Regions from separate parts of the Homo sapiens genome. Here region 2 is linked to region 1. Evidence: read pairs that join two places in POLR2A ChIA-PET (ENCODE). Cell type or tissue: PC-9. All regions are shown on one strand.

Region 1 (2,500 bases):
CAGCTCCATGAATGGCTTTCCCCATTCAAAAAACCTAAATGCTCTCATTACAGAGTCCCATTTGTAAGAAGCCCTACAGAGTCCCAGCAAACCTGTTCTTCTCTTTCCAACTTGGCCATGTCTCAGATGGGACCCCAAGAGCTTAAGCTTCTTTGAACTCACCCACAAATAACTGGTTTGAGTAGAGGGAGTTGGGGATGTCTGTGGAAAACTGTGAACTCATGCTGGATGGAAAGCCAGGGTCCTAATGGTGACACCCCTTGGAAGCAGACTTTATTCTGTGAGTAGTGGGGGGCCACTGATGGTTTCTCAGCAGGAGTAGGTAATAAAAGATGTGCTTCAAGAAGATGTCTGGTAGCAATGGGTAGAATGATAGTGACCTGTGATTATTCAGGGTAGAAGATGATTATGGCCTAGATAGGGCTCTGGAAACAGAGACTGCTGCAGAAAAAAACATGGTGGGAAGAATCTATAGAATTTGGAAAGTGAGTAGAAGTATGTGTGGGGATGGGAGTGGGGGACTGGGGGTGGGAGAGGTGTCAGATGCTGCCAAGGTGTCAAGCCAGAAGTCACTGGATAGTTTATTAGGATATCCACGATAATCCTCAAGATGACAGTTTAAGATCGATGTTGGAAGGGAAAGGAGATACTGAGAAATTAGTCGAGGGGTTGAATAAGTATAACTTGTATGTTTTTTATTACCTCCAAAGCATTTTCATCTTACTTGATCCTTACTGGCTCATGGGATAGGTAAGTAAGAAAGGCTGTAACTTTGTCCAAGCCACAGAGGCCAACAGAATTGAGGTCAATTTCTCTAACATGATTGAACAGGAAGCTGTTTAGTTATTTGAAAACATCAGTTAAGGCAAGATCTCATAACAACATGACACAAGCAAAACATTTTTCTTTCATTTGGCCACTCACTGCCTGAACCGAGTTATGTGTTTGGCAAGTTCACCACTTTGTGAGTCCAGGTTGGGCGAGGCAAGATCGTCTACCTGAAGTGAGAGAAAAAAAGCTAGAGACTTGCTTGCCCAGTTTCCCTTGCAGCTAGAGAAAAGGCTGAGGGAGAAGTGAGCTCTGCCAACCAGGCAGCCTGCACGGAGGCGGACTGGGAGCTTACATTATGAAAGGGAGGGGGGAGCTCGTGCTCTCTTCAGCAGTGGCAGGAGAAGGGTGGCCTTGTAGCTGCACACTCGACACAGAGGTAGCTTTGAGGATGGCAGGGCCAGCAGCTGCGATTAAGGTCCTGGCAGACAGGTCACGTGGCATCGAGAGCTCCCTAGAGGTGGCACTTTCTCGTCAGACCAGTTCTGGGGTTTGGTGTTGGGTGCTGCTCCAGGAAGCTCAGCCTTCATTCAGACTCTCCAGTTCTCCCAATTCTCCAGCTGCCCAATCACGTCTCTGCTTAGCCAGAGTCATTTTCTGTTGCTAGTGTCTAAGAACTCTGACTGATACACCTTAAAACCATAAATGTTTTGTTTTACTTTAAATATCACATGGATAGACATACTCACCAATCTTAACACCAGTTGAAAGTAAGTCCTGTGACATATAAGCAAAATGAAAATAGGAAAAGTTTTATTTTGATAAGCACCCAGGAGTCATTTTCTAGATTTATTAAAACTCATTTATAATATCAAGTTTTTTTATAGAGGCAGGCTACAAAATAGTAAATATGCTGTATTTGTTGCACCCACAAGAAAAGAATATGCCCAAATGTTAACAGCCATTATCTTGGGGTAGTGGGTAATGAGGAATTACTGATTTCCTCCATTCTGCTCATATACAGTTCAAAAATTTTCTGCCATGCATGTGTCATTCTTGTATGATAAAATATTTTTAAAACATATAGAAAACAGGTCTGTTTTCTTCTGTAATTGTGCTGATCGTTACTTTTCATCTCTGTTGGAGCATTTTAGGAGCAACTTCCTTGCCTTGGTCTGATGTTCTCAGAAGGGATTTGCAGAGAGTAACACTCCAGGTTTCTCTACTCCCACCCCACTCCCACCCTACTCCTCAACATCCACCCCTTCTGGAGAGCTTCGGAGGAAGTCCTAGACAAGCCTGGCTTCAAGCCTTCCTTGCTCTTTTTCACCTCTGTCTGCCCACAGAAGGGGGCATTCTGGTCTGCTCTCCTGCAGGTAAGTTACCAGGCAAGAACTGTCCCCCTGCACCAGGGCTGAGAGCATGAGTGACACTAATTCCAGGCAGTCTTTAGTGGCCACACATCTAAGCCACAGTTTCCAACTGGCTTTATTAATAACAGAGCTCCATTTGTCTCTTGCATTTTATTTCTCATTTGGTTCCTAAAATGGGAGGGGAATTGAAGAAGGTAATATAGACACACCCAGGCACCAAAGGAACTGTGATTAACACTATTTTCTTAGGCCTCTCAGTGCCCTCCATGAATAAGTCCTGAGACACAGGGGAACGCAGGCTGCTGAATGGATTTTCAATTGCCTATAACCCTGGGGAGAAAACGCTCAAGCCCCAGTAT
Region 2 (2,500 bases), 300 kb after region 1:
AAAACACACAATCATCTCAATTAATACAGAAAGAATATTTGACAAAATTTAACAGCATTCCATGATTTAAAAACTATCAACAATGAGAAATAGAAGAAATTTTTTTCAACCTGATGAAGGGCATCTACAAAACCTGACATTATTATATAGCTAACATTATACTTAATGATAAAAGAGTGGCAACTTTCTCCCCAAGATCAGGAACAAGAGAACGTCAACTCTTACCACTTCTATTTAATATTGTATTGGAGGTTCTAGCCAGGGCAATTAGGCAAGAAAATGAAATAAAGGACATTCAGATTGGAAAGGAAGAAGTAAAACTATTTCTATTAGTAGATAACATAGTCTTGTATGTAGAAAATCTTAAGAAATCCACCCAAAATGATTAGAACTAATGAACAAGTTCACCAAATTTGCAGGATACAAATTAGTTGTATTTTTATACACATGCAATGAATGATCCAAATGGAAACTAAGAAAACAATACTGGCTGGGTCTGGTGGCTCATGCCTGTAATCTCAGCACTTTGGGAGGCTGAGGCAGGAGGATTGCTTGAGCCCAGGAGTTCGAGACCAGCCTGGGCAACAAAGTGAGACCCTGTCTCTAAAGAAAAAAAAAAAGGAAAAGAAAACAATCCCATGCATTAAAAAGAATAAAATATTAAAATACTTAGGAACAAATTTAACAAAAGAAGTGTGGTATTTATACCCTGGAAACTATATAGATAGATAGATGGGAATCAACCCATATTCATGCATCAGAAAACTTAATATTGTTAAGATGGCAATATTCCACAAACTGGTCTACAGATTCAACACTACTCCTATCAGAAGCCCTGTGGATTTTTTTTTTTGTAGAAATTGACAAGCTGATTGTAAAATTCATGTATAATTGCAAGGAAACAAACATAGCCAGAAAAATCCTGAAAAAGAATAAAATAGGAGGACTCACACTTCCCAACCTCAAAACATACCACAAAGCAATGGTAATGAAGACTGGCAAAACAATAGATATATGGACCAATAGAATAGAATGGAGAGTCCAGAAATAGATGCATACACTTATGGTCAACTGATTTATGACAAGGGTGCCATGACCTTTCAATGGGAAGATAAGAATCTTCTCAACAAATAGTGCTGGTACAACTGGATAACTGCAGATGAAGGAATAGAGTCGGACTCTCACCTAACGCCATAAAAAAAAAAACAGCTCAAAATAGATCAAAGACCTAGATATAAGAGCTAAAATGATAAAATCGTTAGAAGAAAACATAGTATATCTTCATGACCTTGAATTTGACATAGCATTCTTATATATGGCACCAAAACCAAGGACAACAAAAGAAAAAATAAATTAATTGGACTTTATCAAAATTAAAAAATTTTATGCATTGCAGGACACTGTCAGGAAAGTGAAAGACAACTCACAGAATGGGAGAAAATATTTGCAAATCATACATCTGATAAGGAATCTGTATCTAGAATGTAAAGAACCTTTATGACTCAATGTAAAAGTAAAATAACCCGATTAGAAAATGGGCAAAGGGTCTTAATAGACTTTTCTCTAGAACCATATTCAGATGGCCAGTAAGCACATGAAAAGATGATTTACATCGTTAGTCATCAGGGAAATGCAAATTAAAACCAGAACGAGATATTACTTCACACTGACTGGGATGGCTAGAATAAAAAAGTTAAATAATGACAACAAATGTTGCTGAAGATGTAGAGAAATTGGAACCCTCATATACCACCAGTGGGAATGTAACATGGTTCCACTGCTGTGGAAAACAGTCTGGCAGTTCCTGACATAATTAAACATAGAGTTACCATATGCCCCAGCAATTCTAATCCTAGGTATATAAGAGAAAAGAAAACATATGTCCATGCAAAAACTTAAACACAAATGTGCATAGCAGCATTATTCATAATAGCCCAGAGGTGGAAATAACTCAAATGTCTATCAGTAAATGAATAAACAAAATGTGGTATATTCATACAATGGAATATTATTTCAGCCAATACAATGGAGTACTAACACCTGCTATAATTTGGATAAACCTTGAAAACATGCCAAGTGAAAGAAGCCACTTACAAAAGACCACGTCAGTTGATTCCATTCATATGAAAGCCCAGAATACAGAAATCTATGGAAACAGAAATTGGATTAGTGTTTGCTTAAGGCTGAAGAGGGAATGGGTGGATATGAGGGTGGTATCTAGAGACTGTAACCATTTGGAGTTTCTTGTTGATGTGATAAAAATGTCATAAAATTGACTGTGGTGAAGGTCGCACATATCTGTGAATATACTAAAAACCATTGAAGTGTAGACTTTAAATGAGTGAATTGTATGGTTTGTGAGTTATATCTAAATAGAGTTGTTTAAACATAAATGAAAGGGTTGATGAGAAAGGGAAGAGAAACAGATGAATAAAATATGTAAAATAATGCGGTACTAAAACCTAGGAAAATATTGGCCAGTGTGGGCTTTTCAGAGGCA

The links. ChIA-PET counts read pairs that join two places held together with the same protein. Peaks named below come from ENCODE experiments on the same cell type or tissue, not always from the same donor. Only the 100,000 strongest peaks of a DNase experiment are listed, where the experiment ranks them.
Region 2: POLR2A ChIA-PET joins it to region 1 with 6 read pairs; 2 of 35 experiments call an interaction of 5 or more read pairs at or near these places.

Annotation. Positions count from the first base shown.
Region 1 is chr9:69,644,508-69,647,007 of GRCh38, forward strand. The region is part of intron 1 of APBA1 (amyloid beta precursor protein binding family A member 1); the gene reads right to left. Among named protein-coding and RNA genes, the nearest start is that of APBA1, 27 kb to the right of the region's middle. In PC-9, no CTCF peak of the experiment used is centred here; a DNase peak (open chromatin) is centred at 1,274.
Region 2 is chr9:69,941,708-69,944,207 of GRCh38, forward strand. No RefSeq gene overlaps it. Among named protein-coding and RNA genes, the nearest start is that of MAMDC2, 100 kb to the right of the region's middle. In PC-9, no CTCF peak of the experiment used is centred here; no DNase peak of the experiment used is centred here.